2 separate regions of the Homo sapiens genome follow, and region 2 is linked to region 1. Evidence: chromatin loops called from intact Hi-C (ENCODE). Cell type or tissue: heart right ventricle. All regions are shown on one strand. Each heading gives the region's core, and the rest is flanking DNA. Links, peaks and the distances in the headings are about the cores only.

The links. Hi-C counts contacts between places; a loop is a spot of excess contacts. Peaks named below come from ENCODE experiments on the same cell type or tissue, not always from the same donor. Only the 100,000 strongest peaks of a DNase experiment are listed, where the experiment ranks them.
Region 2: a loop joins it to region 1, with 4 times the contacts of the local background. A loop is called at or near these places in 3 of 110 quality-filtered maps.

What each region holds. Positions count from the first base shown.
Region 1 is chr16:7,596,691-7,607,546 of GRCh38, forward strand. It overlaps RBFOX1 (RNA binding fox-1 homolog 1), which reads left to right. Exons shown (of 16, transcript NM_018723.4): 9 at 681-741; 10 at 10,595-10,648. Among named protein-coding and RNA genes, the nearest start is that of LINC02152, 690 kb to the right of the region's middle. In heart right ventricle, for the core only: no CTCF peak of the experiment used is centred there; no DNase peak of the experiment used is centred there; H3K27ac peaks cover 1,511 bases.
Region 2 is chr16:7,531,924-7,542,779 of GRCh38, forward strand. The region is part of intron 5 of RBFOX1 (RNA binding fox-1 homolog 1); the gene reads left to right. Among named protein-coding and RNA genes, the nearest start is that of LINC02152, 760 kb to the right of the region's middle. In heart right ventricle, for the core only: no CTCF peak of the experiment used is centred there; no DNase peak of the experiment used is centred there.

The DNA.
Region 1 (10,856 bases), core at 1,071-9,070:
GCTAGCCTGGGAGGCACTGACTGGATTGAGTTATGACCGGTGCACATCTTACTCAGATTGTTAACCCCATATTGTGTTAAACAATGCACCCTCTCTTTTATCCTTTTGTTAGCTGTGACGTTAAAGCTTGAATGATTTTGTTAATTCTTGCGATGTAAAAGGCTCTTGTTCCAAGTGTTGAATGCTAGATGTTGCTTTCCTGATGGTTCTTTCCTCCTAAAGTGTTGCACACGGCTAAGACTTGTTTGTCCCTTTTTTTGACATTTATGTTCCCTTGTACCTTGTCTCTTCTCTCTTCTCCACTGCATGCTCCTTCATATGAATTTTATTTTATGTTTAAAAAATATTTCTTGTTTCTGTGTTACCATGGAGTACACGCATGCTTTTAAATCTTCAATTATGCAGAATCTTTTAATTTGCTTTTACTGTCCCTTTATTAAACACTCTTAATGATATGACATTGCTTTATTGAAATGATTTGTAAGTTAAACGGTTATGAAGTAAATGTAATTTTAAAAATGTATGATTTTGTTATGCACCTACTGCCTTTTATAAATTAAAATGCATTTTACTTTTTAGTTTTCTTTTTTAATAAGTAATCACGGTCATAATGCATGCAACTAATTGAATTGGGAGCTGGCCCTAGAATATGTGCTTACTTGAGTTTTCTATGTACATAGGTAAATAATGCCACAGCACGTGTAATGACAAATAAAAAGACCGTCAACCCTTATACAAATGGTAAGTAGAGATTGGCCTTTTACAAGAAATTCTCTCTACTTCTGACTCTTTAAGTAATTTAACCAGAGATTCTATTACAACAAGCTGTGTTTGCCTGGGCATTGACACTGTGTTTTTACTACTGACCTGCTACAGTGAACCACCTACATCAATAAGATCATTTTCACAACAAAGGCAAATGGAGTGTTCAGGTTAAGTGTGCCTGCCCTTCTTCCCTTCTTTCTAGAATAACTCTGTTTGGGATTGAGATGCACTAATTATTTGGAAATTAGTTTGCTAATTTCATTGGTTATTACAGTAAGTTGAGGGGAGAATTGGAGGTTTAGTTTGTTTGCTTTTCAATACCATCTGCTCGTTGATTACTAATCATTCCTGGACGTGCAGTCACGTAATTTATTCTGTCTTTGAGTCTTCTCCAGAGAGATTAGTCATTTGAAGTGGTTTAGAGTATACCTCATGTCTGAATTCCACAGGGTTAGCAGAATGTGTGAGTGGGTTATTTGTTCTTCTCTGGGCTGCTCAGTGTTATTTTGGGCTAGTTGAGAATGTTGCTTTGTATTACAGACCCCATCAGGACAATGCAATTTCTGTTTTTATCAATAAAACTTCTGAAAACTCCTCCTAAAAAGCATTCACATATGAGTTATTAAAAATGTTTGAACATTTTGATTCTTTAATTCCTCTCAAAATAAGTATCTCTTAAGATATATGGGGAAGAAACCTGCCACTGTGTTAATCACATACTTAATTGTACCAAAAATTAAAGCAATGCAGTAAGTTAAAGTATATACACATGGTAGAATATTATACCCATTAAAATGAGCAGGATAAGGATCATAAAGGGTCTCATAATTAAAAAATTGACATAAATGTTTGTCGCATAACTTTAGATAAATGATGATAATATGCCAGAATGCTAATGGTTGTGCTGAATTGTGAGACTGGCAAACATTTTTTCTTTGATTCAGGTTCATAAAAATAATATAACTTTATTACATCAAAAGGAGATATATGGAATTTTATACTTCTAAAATTTTAATTGCACATGGAGATACGGATTTTTTAAAGTAAAAAAAAAATTAAAAGAAACGTTAAAGACAAGTCTAAAATATATTTTAAATAACCCCATTGCCACCCTGGTTTCCTACCTCCCCCCTCACAGGAAGCCGCTATTACAGATTGTTGTCTATAGTTTTATTTTGCGTATTCATGCCTATATATGTAGTAGGTGTTCATTTATAGTATTCATAGTGTTGTATACATTTTTATGTGAATGATATAAGGATACACCTGGCATTTTTAATTGGGTTTTTTAATAAATCTATATAGAGTTCCTTTAATTTAATATATACAGATTAGACTAATTCATTTCAGTGGTTATGTAATATTACACAAAACAGATAAATAGGTTCAGTCAGAACTAAATACTGATTGTTTATCACAATAAAAGAAAACAATGATCTAGCAATGTATTATCATTTGGTAGTTTTGATTTTCCTGTTTCTTTTGCCAGTGACTACCAATTTGACAGTCAGTTTGCTCTTAATTTTAAAAGGGGCATCATTCAACAGGGACATACCGTCTATATAATAGGGCTCTAAGTTGAAAGACCAGAAGAATTACCTATTCTGCTATTTTTCTCAGCTTTGTCAACCAAGACATGCCCTTAAATGGTATAGACTATTTTCACACCAGACTTTAAATGCCCAGTGCTGAACTGAAGCAAACCTCTGATTTATATGTCATACAGCCTTTCCAGTTGGGTAAAAGTAATGACTCTGAAACTTGCCAGATTTCATATATGGTGACATCAACCTGACGGTTGGGCATAGTCTTTAATTATGAAGTTGCACTGGTGCCCAGGCACATGTGTGCTTGTCTACATATGACTAGCTGCTCATGTGTGCTGAGTGAGAAACTGGAGCGAGAAAAGCCAAATATTTCATAAGCCATGTGCATGTATATTTATTTTAAAAGAGTTATTGATCAATTTTATGACCAGGGACTGAAAACTAGACCTGTAGGATTTTTTAACACAATTCAAAGCCCATTTATAAATAACTAGCCTTTCTGGAATATGAGGTATGCATTATGTGAGGCATTTTAAGTGCACTGGACACAAATGAAGTCCTATAAAGAGGACATCATTATCCCTATTTTAGAGGTGCAACATTGAGGCTAGAGAAGATGAAGAAATTAATAAAGACTTTTTTTTTTTTCTTTTTTTTTTTTGAGACAGGGTCTCACTTTTTCACCCAGGCTGGAGGGCAGTGGCATGCTATTGGCTCATTGCACCCTCTGCCTCCCAGGCTCAAGCAATCCTCCCTGGTAGCTGGGACTACAGCCACATGCCACAATGCCTGGCTAGTTTTTTTTTTTATTTTTTGTAGAGACGGAGTTTCACCAAGTTGCCCAGGCTGGTCTCGAACTCCTGAGCTCAAGTGATGTGCCTGTCTTGGCCTCCAAAAATGCTAAGATTACAGGCATGAGCCACCACTTCTGGCCTAGCCTTTTCTTTTTGTTATGAAGTAACAAAATCTTGTGACCATGCCTGTGTGTATCAGGCATCGCTTTCCCTTTGTCTTCTTGTAGAAATGCACTCAAGTGGCAACCAACTACAATAACAAAAAAATTATTAAATGTGCAACCTCGTGTTCCTGCCAGATTTTGGCATGCACATCCCATGTCCCATTCCAGGTAGCCATGCACTCAGTTTCCAGGAATAAGTCAGTCATATGGGTCTGTCATCCACGTACCTGCAAAAGGGAACTCAGAGAATTGTTCCTGTCACACATACTGTGTATGGCACCTAAGGGGTTGATGGATAGACACAGTAGAATTTATTTAAAACACAAATGTCAATTCTAATTATATAAAGACTTTGGCTTCTGTAGTGGAGATTATGGAGAACTTTGGTGTTCAAAGAAAAGTAGTTCTCCAAGCTATCCCAAGTTTCAACTCAGGAGTATCACCACTACAGATAAATTCCCTTAAGTGGCAATACAATATAACTGAAAAAATATAGGGCCCTTTCATATCCTTAATAAGCAAGACGATAGAGTTATGGCAAAAGAGGGTAAGTCGGGACCAATAAAGTCACATTGAAATGAGAAAATTAAGCCATCGGTGAGGTTCACTCATTAGCTACATAATTCATTCTCACAAAGCATAGAAATTGTACTTCAGCAAAATTATAAATTACTGGAGCTATCAAAGTTTCAGGTCATCTCCAGGTGATGAAATATAGTTATCAATGCCAGCATCACCTTCATGCATTACTTCAATCATGTATCCAGAAAAACTTTTAGCAGCTGCAAAGTTTCCAGTGATAAATAAGACTGAATTCTAAATGTGATGAGATACCTGTCCATTATAGAGGGTTACAGTTAATAACATGGAGGGTGTAGATACTATTCTCAGGATATTTAAACAATGACATAATGAAAAGCTGTAGAATGAGCCGTAGGCTTCTGGACATTCTATTAAAAAGTTCCACAAAGAGGGGATTGGACTATTTCTCTATTGCTATTTCTCTGAAGGACACCTACCCACACGGAGGAGTTGGGGTTTGCTGTGTTCTTTGGGGATCAAATGTTGGATCTGCAATACAAGATTGAGAGCTGAATTCACAAGGATTTCCTGGATGCTGGGGAAGCATGGGTGCTAGACATGGCTTTTTCATTTTCTTAGAGATGTTAGGAAGGATGAAAATGGGGCAAACATATTCAGCGCTCCAGAGAGAGGCATACTTTGTTGCCCGGATCAGTTCTTCCATTCACTGGCTCTTGAATTGTAGGAAGTTGTTTAAACTCTCCATGTGCCAGCTCTCTAGTGGGAACTGTACAAATGATGGGAACTACATCACAGTTCTTTGTGATAATTATGAGAGAAAGTGCTCAACACAATGCTAGGTATGCAAAGTGGCCTAAAAGATTATTTTTACTACTATTTATAGCGCAGTAGTATTTGATTACACATAGTTTCAATATTAAGTCATCATATTATTCCTTTATTGTCATGGGTAGTTGAATTCCCTGAGAGATACTAGTTTAAGGATCAATTCTTCAGATGCTAAAAGGGGCTGAACAGGTAAAATCAGCAAACAGACAGTCTTTGAAAAACTCAGTCTTTTGGGACTAGCTATTGTTTTCTTACTGAAGTAAAGCAAAATATTTATCTACGAGGAAAAATCAACACCACCACCACCACCACCACGAATTAACAATAAAAGATCTCAAACATTTAATCTCCCTATCAGTCTCACAATGGGGAGCAGTGGTAAATGTGACTAAGTGGGGAGTTGAATGCAGTAGCCCTTGACCACCTCTAATAAGTCTGTCTGTGAGGCATTCTCAACTTAAAGTTACCATTTCTACCGATGTTTCAAGAGAAATAGAAATCCTGTATTTTAGACGGAATTTAAATTTTGGCAATAAATACACGCCGTTAAAGAATATTCAGTGAACCCAAACAAAACACCTTTGTACCCAGTGCGAACCTCACTTCTTTTTGTTTGGTATTTGAGAGTTGCCACCTGTACCATGTCAGCTGCCAGGTCTCTGACATCCTTAGTATATGTCTTTAGAAAGCATTGACAGGCAGTTTTTGTAATTCCTGTAGCGTACATAAGGGTGCTCTCTGGAATGCGTTTCTTTGATATGTAACCCAGCAAAGCCTTAAGAGAAAGCCTGTGCTGATGTTTTTTGTGTACACATTCAGACTTGGCCTTTTAACACCCAATGCAGTCATAGTTAACACTGGAGGTCTTAACCAGCATATTTTAGAAATACTGACACTTGACCTTTGACAAGCTAAATTTGGGGAGGGGAGTGCAAATTCAGATGTGGCCCCTTGAGTCCTGGCCACGGAGGGGTCTAAACTGCTTGCGTATCTGATACAGAGCCAGACCCCAAGACGTCTGTTCTCTGGCTCCATTGCCTTGTTGTGGGGCTGGGGGGGCCCTGGGAGGCTGGGACCAGTGGGCCTTATCAGCCATTCTCCTTTTGTTGTAAGCCTCATTGTTCAGTTTAATGTCCTTGATCAAAATCTCTGAATTTGCAAGGCCTGGGGACATACACAAACTGCCTAAGAAATTAAAAAGGGGATCATTTTGTTCATCTTCCTGACAGTGCAGGCTCTTATCTCCAGCAGGGTTATCCCAAGGGTCTCTTTCAGGTACGAGGAGGAGTCACAGGGAATGTGGGTTCATTTGCATGTGATTTGCATATATTTACATAAGCCCGCATGAGCTCTGTAAGTCTGAGTGGAGGCGATTTTCAAGGGCTGGATTCTAGACCAAATGGACATAACAGACATTTACAGAATACCTTTTCCAACAGCTGCAGAATACATCATCTACTCATCAACACACGGAACATTGTCCAGGATAAGCCACATGTCAGGCCACCAAACAAGTCTCAACAAATTTTTAAAAAATCTAAACTATATCAAGTATTTTCTTAGACCATAATAGAATAAAACTAGAAATGAATAGCAAGAGGAACTTCAGAAACTGTACAAATACATGGAAATTCAACAGTGTGCTCCTGAATGTCCATTGGGTCAGTGAAGGAATTTTAAAAATTCTTGACATAAATTAAAATGGAAACACGGCATGCCAAAGTCTATGGGATACAGCAAAAGCAGTGCTAATCAAAAAGTGTATAGTAATAAACGCCTACATCAAAAAAGTAATTTCAACTAAGCAACCGGGACAACAGTCATCCCTAACACGATTCTTCTTTATTTAATGTAGAGTCTATGGAAGGAAGCAGGTCCTTGAAGATTGGAAGGAGACATAATCAGAGCCAAAAAAAAATTTGTCTATTAGGAAAAACTATATTCCTTTAGTTTCTTTAGAGAAAAACCAAGTAAATATTTATGGAATGCTTACTTTGCCAAACAACATTTTAGGTGCTGGAGATTCATGTTGGACAGCAGTCTTGCCTGCTTGACTGTTAATTTTAATGAGGGAGAATGGTTATAAAAGACAAGAGCAAGCAAAGAAAGAAAGAAGCTAAATCCAGATAGCATTAACGGCAATGCAGAAAATAAAACTGGGAATGGAATCATGGAATCCAAGAGTAACTCTAAGAGGAGGTGGGAAAGTGACATTAACTGGCATGTTCTGAAAAGACTCCAGAGCCCTAAATAACATGAAGTCGACTTTGTGAAAAGCTAGAGAGTTCTCCAAGAAGAAGGAGAAGTGGATACAAAGAGACTTTGATATACGGTGGTCTTGGGGGGTTTTATAAAGATGAAAATGGCCAGTGTCACTGTAGCTGGGAGAGACGGGGAAAGGGAAAAAGGGAAGTGGTACCAAAGAGGTACCAAATAGTTTGGTTAATGGTTAGTGTGTGCTGATTGACTAAGGTAAGACATGTGTGCTTATCTCAAATTGGGAAGAAGCTATTGAATTCTGAGTATCAGGATGACAAAGCTGATGTTTTTTTTAAAAAAATTGCTTTGGTCACCATGACCAGAATGGACAGGGGGAAGGAGGAGGAAGAGGAGACAGTGAGAATTAGGGCATTTCTGCTGTTGAACTTGTCCAGGCAGAGATAGGAATGCCTTGGTCTGCAGTGGTGGCAATGGAGAAGAAGGGAAGGACTTTTCAAGTTTTAACCAACAGGATTTTCTAATGGATCACACATGGGGTATGAGGGTAAGAGAAGAATCAAGGAAGTGTTGATGAATTTTATTTTGAGCAACCAAGTAGATAGATATGCCATTTGCTAAAGGGAGAAGGACTTGCTGAGTAACAGGTTTCATGAGTGGGGGGAGAAGAGGGAGACTAGAAATTGGGTTTTCATTCCCATCGCAGAGTTCAGAAAGGTCTTTGGTCTCCAACAGTGGGAGTGGAGTAGCCTTGTTTAGAAGGGATCAAGGATGGGAAGAAGGTTGACACCTGCACTCATGTTCCCATGATGACCCAAGCATTTCATTTTGCAGCACACAGATTCCCAGCTGGTTTCTTGTAGAGGAGACTTTATCAATTACCTTTCTCACGATTAATACTTGCAAACATGAGATAGCACAGATCTCCTGATGAAGGAGAGTATCATTTATTTTCTTTATTTTTTTATGAAGAGATTGCCATGTGCAGACTTGGCAAACTCATAACTTGCAGAAAGATGGGGAAATAAACAGCAGATTATAGGGGGATAGACAGATTATAGATACGTTTATAGATAGATCAGTAGATAGATGGATAGGTGGGTAGGCAGATGAGATAAACATGATTTCTAGGTAGCCTCAAATGCCTCTGAGAGATCTGGAATTTTTTGCTTTGTTCTTAGAAAATGAGAGATCATTGGCAAATTTATAATCTTTAAGAGCTACACCAAAATTCACTGATAAGTATACCTTCAGTGAAAAGGAAAAGGAAGTCTTATATGCAAAAGAAAGTATTTAAGGTAGTAAGGATATTCAAGAAACAAGACCTGAGATGCACAGTATGGGAAAGACACCATCTCCACTACCAATAAGAGGTAGGAGCATCAGTAGAGTATGAGATGGGTAACAGTGGAAAGATGAAGAGTGATCACTTAATAATTATTCATTTAATATGACCCCATATAGAGTTTACAAATTCTAGGTTTCTGTGAAAAACTAGAAAGAAAGAACATTAAATATGTCTGCAGCTTTATTTTCAACTAGTTTTTTGTACTTTTTCTTAGACTCCAAGTTGAAATGTAGATATTAATTCCCATATCCTCAGGAATTAGACTTTTTTTTAAAAAAAGGAAGCAGTGGAATTTCAGTTGATCAAATTGAAGTCATTTCCATACTCATAAAACACATTCTGAAATGTCTGAACTAATATTTATTTTTACGTCACTATAGAAATTCTTATAAGGCAAGATGTGATTAATACAAGAGAAGAGGGTGTCAGTATGAAATTTCAGAAACCGCTAGGGCAGTAGGTCTCAGAATTTCATGTTTCTTTCTGTCACTCTAAAAAGGGGGCCCAGGAATTAAATATGCCTCCCAGGTAATAGAAGTATAACACTTTGAGAATCTCTATTCTGAGATCATCCCGGGGGCTGTAAACCACCTAGCTTCTTCAGGTTGGAACTGAAAGTTCTTAGAAAACATTCTTATCAAGTTTTAGAAAGTTCTGGATTTCGATAGACATACTGGCCTGTCTGTTGAGTTAGTGAGCCTCTGTTTTCCTTAGTGGATGTTAAGAACACCTCTGGGCTATTCTTAGTTCGGGCAGAAAATCACACCTCTCTCTTCTCGGCAAACCTCAGAAAGTTCTTACTGTCAAAAATACCTTCCTTCACATTCAAACTTTAATCATTGCCTTCTCTCAAAAACATTTATTAAAGGACCTTTGGTATTTGGCCTTCTGCTCAAGGACTCAGAGCAAAGGACTACACACCTTACCCTCCTCTGTCTTTCAAGGTTTTTTTTACTTCTTGAGACAGAGTCTCACTCTGTCACCTAGGCTGGAGTACAGTGGCACCATCTTGGCTCACTGCAACCTCTGACTCCCAGCTTCAAGCGATTCTCATGCCTCAGCCTGATTAGTTGTTACTACTTTGTATTTTTAGTAGAGTCAAGGTTTCGCCATGCTGGACAGGCTGCTCTCTGGAAACTCCCAACCTCAAGTAACCTGCCTGCCTTGGCCTCTCAAAGTGGTAGGATTACAGGCATGAGCCACGGTGCCCGACCTGCATGGATTTTTTTTTTTTTTTTTTTTCCCGAGAGAGTCTCACACTGTCACCTGGGCTGGAGTGCAATGGCGTGATCTCAGCTCACTGCAACCTCTGCCTCCCAGGTTCAGGTGATTCTCCTGCCTCGGACTCCCAAGTAGCTGGGATTACAGGTGCCCACTATGATGCCTGGCTAATTTTTTGTATTTTTAGTAGAGATGGGGTTTCACTATGTTGGCCAGGCTGGTCTCAAACTCCTGACCTCGTGATCTCCCTGCCTTGGCCTCCCAAAGTGTTGGGACTACAGGCATGAGCCACTTCACCCAGCCCGCACGGATGCTTTTATGAAGACTTAGCCAGCAGGAGCAGGAAACAATAACAAAACCCTAAAACGTGATCAGTCTCTGGAAATTGTTCCCCTAAATAATGCCCAGCATATATGTAATGTGCTTTCCAATTTGAGAATATTCTTGTATGCTCTTTTTTTGTGAGTAAAGATTTCTAAAGGGTCAGGATTCATTTTACAAAAAACTCTCCATCCAGAACATTTGGAAAATTACAGGATTCCATTAATCATATATACAGATTATTTGAAAGTTACCTTAGATATCATACATTGATTAAGAATTTTTTACAGTTCCTGAATGCATCAAAATGTAGGCCACAGTAAATCTCTAGGGGATAAAATATCATTTTCTTTGGTTTTTATGAAGCACTTTGGAATTCTCTAGTATCTCGAGGTTATAATTTGGAATGACAATTGTTAGAATATATTGCTGCCAAGAATTTTGTTTATGCAAGCTTTCTAATTTTTGTGAACTTAATGCAGAGGGGTGTGATGGATTATCTAGCAGTGATATATAAAATAAGAAAAAATTAAAATTATTATAGTAGTTCTAAAAAATATTGATGGAGTAGAAAATTAATTACCATGTCATTTTCAAAGGGTTCACTTGTGGCTGGTCAGTAGTTTCCATTCCATTAACTTGCACTGGCAGAAAATCAAAGAAGGGCATAAATATATTTTCTTATGTGTGGTTTTTAAGTATTTTTATGCATGCCCAAACGACACCTCCTTTACATTTTAAAATACAAAATGAGATACTTTAACCCATTTGATTTGTGATTCATTTGCAATTATATAAGATGTTGAATCAAATGTGATAATAATGTTTTTGTGTATTTGTTTTAAGGCTGGAAATTGAATCCAGTTGTGGGTGCAGTCTACAGTCCCGAATTCTATGCAGGTACAGAGTTTCTCTTTGCACGAAGTCTTCTCAGTCTTTTCTAAATGTGCTTTGCCTGCCAAGAATGAATGAGTTTTGTAAAATAACCTGAAGCAAGTGAATTCCTATCCTAACAAGTTCTGAATGATTTCTTTGGGCAAAATCAAGAGTGCTTAAAACAGTTTAAAAATTACAAGGGAATCGTCTAAGTTTCATGGTTGGGGGATCA
Region 2 (10,856 bases), core at 1,805-9,804, 64 kb before region 1:
CCAGTGGCCCCATAGAGTGAAAGAGGCCTTCATACCATTTGGCAAGCTCACAAGAGGAAGCCTGGATTTCCCAGAGAAACTTGCTACAAGGAAATTGCTATAATTATAACCCAAATTGTATTTGACTTCTGCATTTTTGCTTTATATTGTTACACTATAATTTAAATAGATTGTTCTCTGGCCTTTTTTAGGGGGAGAAACTAGCTACCTTTTTTTTTTTTTTCACTAAGAAAAGCAACGGTAGGTGTAGCATTCCAATGACAGGAGGTGGGTTTCGTCCCCCCTCTTCCCTCTAATTGGCTTGCAAGTGGGAGTTGGGTTAGCAGTTATGCCGGGAGTTGCCTGGGGTTCCAGGCGGTGACATTCATCTGGTGGCTCCACAAAAGGGGAAGAGACAACAGTGGGTGGCGCCAGCTTCGGGGAGATGAGCCCCAGAGAGTTTCTGTGACTCCAGAAGGCAGATGTTGGGGACGAGGGGAGATAGGGTATATTAATCATTGGATTTGGGAATTTTTCCTCTTTTGAGACATTGAAGCTCTTGACAGAGAAGACCAGAGGGGACCTAGGAAAAGGGAGGACGTGAGTTGGATGCGCACCCTGGAATACAGGGCGTTGGCCATCTTTCTCCTTGCCTAGTCTAGCTGTGGATGGGGCCCAGAGCCCCTTAGCAGCTCTTCCTTTTCTCTCTTCTCTCCAGCCTTCTCCAGGCTTTTAACATCAGCAGAAGTAGCAAGGCTAGGAGTTGGCAAACTGTAGCTCGTGGGCCGATTCCTGCCTGCGATGTTTTTGTCAATAAAGTTTTATTGGAACACAGTCACACTAACTGGTTCACATATTGCCTATGGCTGCTTTTGCATGATGACAGCAACTTTGAGTAATTGTGACAGAGCTCGATGGCCCACAGAGCCAAAATTATGCTTATTGTTTGACCCTCAACAGAAAAAGTTTGGCAACCCCCGATCTAGGCCAAAGTGTACATATTGTTGGCCTGCTGGCTGCATTCAGGCATCGGGCCATTTTATTGGACTCACATTAATTAATTGCCTGCATTGTAAAATGGAAGTTTTCACAAAATAAGCTGGCTTTGATTAAAAAATGGAAAAATCTAACAAAACATGGCAGCTAATGTTGGGGATGTGTCATCCGTCCCCTCTGACTATTTGTCATAGTCGCCAGCACTGCCTGTAGGGTTTTACCAAGTGTACCCTTTTACCTGCATGGACTGGTCCTCATAGGCACTTGAGTATGATACTCTTTCAGGTCGTCTGGGTTGTTTTTAATAAAAGATTTGGTATTTCTTACTGGACTGATGAATTACATTTTAAAAATTCTTTCCATCAAACTGGACTTCCCTGTGGAACTCCAGAAAGAAAATGAAAAATGTGTTTGTGTAATGCCAGAATTTAGTGACTGCCAGAGTTGTTATATCAGAAATACAACATTTTCTTCCACCTTGAAACACCCATACACATACACACAGCCCTGCATTTTTTAAAAAAAAAATCCTTTAAAATTGAGACCTATGTCACTGCAGATGCTTCTTGACTTATGATGGGGCTATGTCCCAATAAATCCATCACAAGTTGAAAATGCATTTAATACACTTCCCCTACTGAACATCATCACTTAGCCTAGCACAACTTAAAGATACACAGAACACTTGTATGAGCCTACAGATGGGCAAAATCATCTAACACAAAGCCTCTTTTATACTGAAGTGTCAAATATCTCATGCACTTTATTATGTACTGTACTGAAAGGAAAAACAGAATGGTTGTATGGGCACTCAAAGCATGATTTCTACTGAATGTGTATTGTTTCCACATCATTAAGTTGAAATATCGTAAGTTAGGAATCATCTGTACTGACCTTGATTTAAACAAAAGCAGGATTAGTAAATACTACATTCTTCTTCAGTCAAAGAATGAGTTTCTCAGTTGTTATTATTAATAGAGCAAGTAATAATGGTGTTGGGCAATATATTAATGATTTAAGTCAATTAATTCTAAAACCAATGGTGGGCGATGTTACCTCATTTTAAAGATAAGGAAAAGAGACTCTAAACGGTTGTGTAAATTGTTCCAAATAGTGGCACCAGGAAGTGATAGACATGGAACTCAGATCCAGCCCTGATTCATGTCAAAGGTCCCAACGTTTTTTTTCTTTTTTTTTTTTTTTTGGACATGCAGTTTCACTCTTGTTGCCCAGGCTGGAGTGCAGTGGCTCGATCTCGGCTCACTGCAGCCTCCACCTCCCAGGTTCAGGCGATTCTCCTGCCTCAGCCTCCTGAATAGCTGGGATTACAGGCACCCATCACCACACCCAGTTAATTTTTTTTTTTGTATTTTTAGTAGAGATGGGGTTTCACCATGTTAGCCAGGCTGGTCTCGAACTCCTGGCCTCAGGTGATCCGCCCGTCTCAGCCTACCAAAGTGCTGGGATTACAGGCATGAACCACAGTGCACGGCCACCACAGCAACTCTTTAAACACTGAGGACACACAATAGAGCCAATGATTAACTAAAATAGGCAACTGATGCCTTTCTCTGAAGCTTACGTGTAGAATACGGTAAGCCCCAGGATAACTTCCCCTGTAGCTAGAATAACTGATCCCAGGAAGAGCCCCTGGAAGCCCGATTCGATCCACTGAAAGTCAGTTTTGGGTAAAGTCGTTAGTGCGTCTTCTGTTGTTCTCAGCAAATCTTCAGACAATTTTTTCACCAGGCTCAGCAGAGGGAGAACTAAGTCTAATGTATTTAGCCGGGGGAATGACAGGTTTCCTTTTCACAGTAAGGGTTCCTAGGATAGGAGACTATCCACTCGTAGCAGAAGAAAATCCTAATGAGCAGGATCCAGGTTTTAGGGGGCCCTTAATTCTAACACACAGTTCACCCTGGGCTGCTCAAACGTCTTGACTTGCCCCGCTATGTGTGTGTGTGGCTTTAGGAAGCCCTGCGATTTTCCTTCTTTAGCTCGAATGTCAAGCGCTGCAGGCTTTCTGAGAATTCAGTGTCCTGACACTGGGGCTGAGCCCTTGGTAATGACACTGTAGACACGAGGTAATTACAGCTCTGTTAACTCCCAAGTCAGGCTAAGTGGACCTCTGATTATTATTCTGAGTATAATAGGAGCATAACTAACATTGAAGGGAAATTGTACTTCTCTCTTTTATTAACCGCTTTTATATTCCCTTGTGCATGGCTATGATGCTATGAAATCTCCTTAAATGTGATATTCCTCAATATAATACAATAATAATGCACACACCGTAATGTATTGGATTACTTTGCAAACAGCCCTTATGAAATTGCATTTCCCATCATTTCCCTGGGCCAGCTCAGGGCTGCTGGGCTTACGGGCCCTTTCTGTAGCTGGGAGCCTGGAATCTGCCTTCACGGTCACTTAGGGTTTCATGGATGTGAGCAATTGGTCCACACCATTTTTATTCACAGCGAGGATGTTGGCCAACCAAGTTTCCAGACATCTCGCTGGACATTGCGACTCAGAGATGCAAACAGTGTTTGATACCTCAGCATAGTTTGAAAATAAACTGGGCTAGATGGTGTCAGGAAGGAAGCTAGATACAGGGAAGGGAGGCCTTCCATGCTGGAATTAAATTGTGAAGTCTTTTCCACTGACTTTGCTGGAGAGTCTATCAGATCTTTGTTCCTTTGTAAACTCTTTCCTGACACCACCTCAAAACTAGAGTTGGTTCTTCCTTTGTATGTTTTATATGTTTTGAAAATCCACCCTTAGTTTGGCATCCCAAAATACTTACTGAACTCCTACTATGTATCACACATACATTAATCTACTAAATACACATGAACAATTTTACAACCACTTAAAATTTAATATTTGGCATAAAGCTATAAACTTTTTGAGGGTACCACTGTGCCTTATTCATCACTTTTATTCTCAGTGTTAGGCAAAGTGCCTGGAACAAAGTAGATACTCAATAATTGTGTATTGTTCATTTATTCCTGAATATTTCTTGGGTTCTTACTATTTGAGAGGCGCAGAACTGGGCCTTGGAGATACAAGAGTGAATAAGACAGACATAGCTTCTCCTTCAAGGAATGTACAGTCTACCGTAACACAGAATACACACACACGTCACTCACACAGTTGAATGCAGCCAGCCATCTGTATCCACCAGGTTCGACATCCCATGGAAATAAGAAAACACTGTTTCTTCCATCTGCAATTGGTTGAATCTGTGGATGTGGATCTCGTGGAAAGGAGAGCTGACTGTAATTACATTTGCAAAAACTTCTGTGAAGGAAAGGTAGAGGGTGATGTGCAAACAAGCAACAGGGAGACATAAATCAAAGCGGAGATGCATTCAAGACTTCCTTAAAGAAGTGACTTTTAACATGAAAATTAGAGGCTGGGCGCGGTGGCTCATGCCTGTATTCCCAGTACTTTGGGAGGCCAAGGTGGGTGGATCTCTTGAGGCAAGGAGTTCAAGACCAGCCTGGCCAAAATGGTAAAACCCTGTGTCTACTAAAAATACAAAAATTAGCCAGGTGTGGTGCTGCACACCTGTAATCTCAGCTACTCAGGAGGCTGAGACAAGAGAATCGCTTGAACTCAGGAGGCGGAGGTTGCAGTGAGCCAAGATGGCACCACTGCACTCCAGCCTGGGCAACACAGTGAGACTTCGTCTCAAAAAAATAATAATAATTAATAAATAAAAGAAAGACATGCAGAGAAAGGTGGGTGGATGTCCTGGGTAGGACAGACAGCAGATGTGGAAACAAGATGCAGGGGCGTGTGGAAGCCAGCTCTTAATGGCCTGTGATTGTCGATTGTATATGTCTCTTTCCAACAGGACAGGGATGCCATGGTAGTAGCTTGTTACCTCCAGGGTGAGAGTATTTACACTATGGGCATTGGCAATGCTACAGATGAGGGCTTTTCTGTCTGCTTTTCTGGAGAGCTGGTTGTTGATCAGTTACCAGCACTCCAGTGACAGAAAGGAAGTTGGCATATTCCTGTGACAGGATGAATATCAGTGTAGCTGTGTGGACGGGCAGGGGGATGGTGGCCCAAGTTGAGGATAAACAGGTGAGCAAGAAACACTCATACAGAGCCCTGCTGGCCTCATCTGGGGGCTTTGTACCATGGGAGGCCATTGAAGGATTTTAAGCAGAAAGAATCCCATCATTAGGTTTGATTTTGGGAATGATCTGACCACCATGTGGACAGTGGATTGGAGAAAAGCAATAATGGTGTTGGGAAGTGGCAGAAAGGACTGCCAGTAAGCTCTTGCCATGGGCTGGATGAGAGATGTTGATAGGAACTAGAATGGTCTGGAACATGGGTTGGAGTCAATATCAAATGACCAAATAATCTGCCAGAGCTCTCTGTAATATACAGTATTCACACCTGTGGACTTTTGTGACAATTTGGGACGGTATAGTCCCTTGTAATTTAATTCTGAGAGTGACCATTGAGGATGTGATGATGCTCTCTTTACAGTGAGGAAACTGAGGCGTGGTCAGTTGATGTGACTCAGTGTGTTCCCTGAGGTCATAGCTGAACAAGTCTGACTTAGTAATATGTCTGACTCTAGACCTACACTTATAACCACAACTTCACACTCTTTTTGCTGCCACCTTCTTCTAAGGGGCTGGAAGAATGGAGATGCCACTGAGCTGGGGGTGAAGACATCGTAAAAAGATCTACCTGGTTCTATGAGATGCATCCATCCTGACCTTGCCAAGGGAAGTAGGAATCAGGAAATGGTGGCTTCTAACGTGATTTCATCCAGGCCCTTATGCTTGGGTCCATCTCAGGAATAGTGTTTGGAATTAACGCAGGAGCCAGAGACTAAGCAAACCCCGCCTCCACCCCAGTGCAGATTTCAGTTGAATGCAGACTAGAGCCTTTGAAAATTATGCATTGGAAAACAATTCTGGATAAATTAATTTCCATCATACATAATGCATGAGGGGAAATCCGTGGTATTTTTAAACAATGGAAATGAGAGAATCTGCCTTTTGGGCATTGATCCCAATTAAATTTATTTCAGCAAACATTTATCAACACCTACTGTGTGCCAGGTTCTTACTGGAAAACAGAGATGAGTCAGACATTGTCTGTGCCCGGAAAGAGTGAGAAATCAATGGAGGTACCCGCAGAGTGATCAGCTCTGGGTTAGACCTTGAGACTGGGAGACAAAGAGTTGTGAGTATTGCCCTGGAGGGACATACATCCTAGTAGAGGAGAACGAGGACCTGCCAGAAGATCTGAGAGTGAGAGTTTGTTGAGGAAGGCTATCTCGTGCCTGGGCTTCACTTGAATGGTTTTCTTTCATGAGTCCTTCCGCCATCAATAAGATCCTTATTTAAAGCCTCCTATTGTCCAGCAATGGTATGTGCTGTCCATCTGCCCCATTAGCCCATAGCTGCTACTATTATGCTACTTTTCCTATGGTGTCCACTGTTATTACTGCCACAACTACCTCAACTTACTGTTGAGGAAAATGTAATTCTCCTCAACTTCTATTACTATTATAGTGTTGCTGTTATTTTATTTAATGATAGATCATACATTCGAAATTATTTGTTGAGTGCTTACTGTGTAACTGGCACCGAAGATTGAGGAACAGATAAAAAATAGCTATGGTTTCTTCGTTTAGAATGTTATCTTGTAGGAGAGAGAGATGGAAACAAATAAACAATGTAACTAAATAATTACAAATTGTAATGTTTGCTTCAGTTATGCATTGCTGCCTAACAAACTACCCCAAACAAACATTTTATTTACTTACAATTCTATGCTTCAGGTATTTGGGTGAAGTTTAGCTGTAGAGATCAGCTTGGTACATATACCACTTGGAACTGGGGAGTAAGTTCCAAGGTTTCCCACAGATGTCTGGAACTTGGTGATTGTCTGTACAACACATCTCCTCCCCCGCACCCCCACCCCCACCCCGCCACTCAATCTCTCCACAAGACTAGCTTGAGCTTCCTCACAGCATGGAGTTCTATGGTCAATGAGACTTTCATATGGGCATCATCTTGGCATGTACACACTTCAGTGGTGGCTGAATTCGAAAAAGGTGTGTCTCAAGAAATGAGAGTAGAAGCTGCATATCTGATAAAGCTCAGCCTTGGCATTTGCTATGTGCTATGTCTGCCTCAGTCTGTTGATTAAAATAAGGTCATCTCAGATTCAAGGAGAGGGGAAAAGACTCCACCTTTGACTAGGAGATATGACAAAGAATGTGAAACCGTCTTGAGTCCACCATGATACTTTTTGAAGAAAACACATATTAGGTTGAAAAAGAGAAGATTAAGGAGGGAGGGACATGAGATCAGGGAAGCCTTCTCTGAGGAAGGGTCGGTTAAGCTGTGTTCTGAAGGATGGGAGAGTCCAGCAAGAGAAGACAGTGGGAGCAGCATTCCAGGAAGAGTGAAGAGTATGTGCAAAGCCAGGTGTCCCTCATCTCTCTCTATTCCCAGTGCAGCTTCCTCACCACTCCCCAACCAAATAGGAGTCTCTTCTTGTAGGTGGAACACGGGATAATATAAAGAGCGTATTTTTGCACATCTGAGAAGCCCAGGTGACATATTGTCCATGATCTGAAGCAACAGATAATGTGTTTCCTCATGTATTTCCCAATGGGATCACCCAAAGTAACATGCTTAAATGGATGAGTTGTAATCTTCTACATAGAGGTGATGCCACCAGGCATTGGTGATCCAGATAAATGAAATGCAGGAATAAGGATACCGAGACTGTTTCTGGCCACAAAGGACCAGGCAGAGTAGTCTATTGCTTGGCGACCAAGTGCATGATAGCACTGGGCTTCCTGCTTCTGCCCTCCCCAGTGAACTTCAGATGAGGCTTGGGAGATGAAAGACGAGAGAGGAGTCATTATCAGAATGGTAAGAATATAGCATCCAGATAGATGAGAAGAGACAAAAAGATAACTCCGTCCCCATACTGGCTTATTTCTCCTTTATGGAGAAGGCAGCCCCTTGGAGGTAGGCATTTCCTGGGTTCAAATCCCAACGTTGCCCTTTATTCACTGCATGACTTTGGGAAAGCTATTGAACCTCACTAAGCCCTAAAGCATAGAAGGTGCCCTATAAATTGTAGCTGCCACTACTTCTATTATTATCATGTATGTCATTATTGCTACTGCTTTGCAGAAAGACATGTGCCTCATTGGTGGTGGGATTCTTCTAACCCCCGTCTCCTCCTTTCAAAGGCTCACTCTGCTACTTTAGAGTTATCTTTTATAGTGTACTCCCAAGCTTGCGATGTTGCTTCCCTGCCTGTACCATTTTGTTTTCTCCAGATCTCGCTGTTTCCCTCGCTGGAAACTCCTTGGTCTCTGACTGTAGCAATATGTTTAATAACTCAAGGTACCTGAAAATAATGCAATATGGCACCATGTCGGCAATGTGGCTGAGAGAGTGGCTCCTGTACAGATTGCCTGACTTCACATCCAGGCTCCCTCAGGTGTTACCCATGCAAGACTTGGCAAGTAACACAACTACTCTGTGTTATTTATCATCAGTTATACAATTAGGATAATTAAAGTGTTTGTCACAGAGGGTAGTTATGAAGACAACACATGTCAATGATTGCAGAGTTCTTAGCCTGGTGCCAGGTTTATACAACACATCTGATGATCACTGACTGCTCTGTCTCTGCTGTCTCTATGGTTGTTGTCATGGACATAAAAGATGTCCGTAAACCTGCTCATGATAGTCATGACCTCTTCAGGCTTAACCGTTAGTACTTCTGGTTGTCTCTTCTTGAATGAGAAATAAGGAGATCAATAATTAAACACCTATGAGATTCTTCACCGAAGGGAGTTCATGTTGTCATCCCAGCACTCATGCTAGGCTTGTAGGAATGTTTCTGTTTTGCAGATTTAAGAAACCTAAGGCTCAGAGAAGTCTTATCACTTTCCTTAAACCCTAAACTCCTCATGTGGCCAAGGCTGGATTCATCCCAACACCATTTACCACTAAAACCTGTGTCTTCTAGGGACCTTAGTTTGATGACCCTGGTTAATTCAGTGCATTGAAGGTTTAGCTCTCTCAGAGGTTCAAGTGAGAGACACATTAGATACCTCCCTGCCCAAGACCCAGAATGTTTCCTTTTAGAAGCACCCCTAACCACACACCTGGAAATCCAAGGCTTGTGCAGTTTATAGACGCTGCTTTTCGCCCCTGACTGCTGTATGTACCTTGAGCAGCAAGATAATTCACTCTAATTACTCAGAATACATATTTAAGGACAAGCACAAAGAACTCTTAGTGAGGCTTAAAAATAAGCCATTCAGCAAAATTGCACAAGGTGCATTCCCTCAGAAGGAAGAGTTTATTGCTTCTAAAAGTGAGTGTCTACCCTTTGTTGGCTGCAAATGTGAGGCAAAGGACCAGCTCCACGTGAAGCAGCATTTTCCTCTTTCAGATTTACCTCCAGAAGGAGCTCCACTGATAGGAGATTGCTCCTTTCTGCTATGACATCTTCTGCGTCAAAGGATCTCATTAGTGTTTGTTTTTATCAGGTTTTTTTTTTTCCCGACTTTTATCTCACTCAGAGTGAATTCAGTGTTCACTGTCATTTACAGGATAGGAAATATATGTCCGTTTGCATTGAAAATCCTGCTTATTCCATCTAGACTGTCCCAGATACCACTGTATTCATGTAGGTTTGGTGTTTTGTCTTTCATCTATTTCTGAAATCAAAATTTTGTTAAAAATGTTTCGGGAAAGCTCAAAAGAATTGGCCCATTGGAATGGAGTGAATGCAGGCTTTCTCCATGCAAGCAGCCATGCTTTCCTAGTCATTAACCACCTGGGCCTTGGGCCTGTCATGTTTTTTGAGTCTCTGTTTCTTCCTCTGGCAAATGATTTTGATGGGTGTCATGAGGATGAAGTGGGATGATGTGAAGGACTTGGGGTGCTTAAGAAATCTCCCAGGCCATTCACAAGCCACATGCCTGCAAAGAAGTCTTGGGTGAGCAGATGCCAAGTTTCCCAGCAAAGAGATTTCTAAGGTGCAGTGCTTCAGCTTGACATTAGAGAGATGGCCTTGGCCGGCAGCTGAGGTTTTCCTTCTCTTTTGACCTGAGCTGGGAAGAAGTGTGGGTACTGGCAGCTTTCGTGGGGGTACCTCTAAAATAGAGCAGCAGTTCCCTGTTAGGAATGGCAGATGAGATTGTGATGAATGCAACAAGGGCTGGAGCACAGAACATTCTGAACGGACTATTACTCCCTCAACCCTATGGGCTACCTGGGCCAGAGAGATATACACAGAGAAGACTGGTCAAAGGGGAAAGAAAATAATTCCTTTTAAATATCTAGGCAAGCAGCCAACCTCCTCTGATACAGGGACCTGTGACAAAGACAGACTTGGAGCATGTAACTTGTGTTTGAAAGCATACGCCAGACCCGTAACTTCCTCTTGACTTTCCACCCCACCTCTTCTGGATTACCCGGGTCTGCAGGTGAAATTCCAGTTGATTTACCCAAACGGGTGCAAGTGCAGAGGAAGGAGAACATGGGGAAAGAGGCAAAATAAATTTTAAAAACAGAGAGATAGAAAGAAAGAGAAGACATGAAGGGCGAAGGAAGGGGAAAGAGAAACAGAAAAAGGAGATAGAAATAGAGGGATGGGGCCGGGTGCAGTGGCTCACACCTGTAATCCCAGCACTTTGGGAGGCCAAGGCGGGTGGATCACTTGAAGCCAGGAGTTTGAGACTAGCCTGGCCAACATGGTGAAACCCTGTCTCTACTAAAAATGAAAAAAAAAAAAAAAAAAAAAGCCAGGCATGGTGGCACGCACCTGTAATCCCAGCTACTCGGGTGGCTGAGGCATGAGAA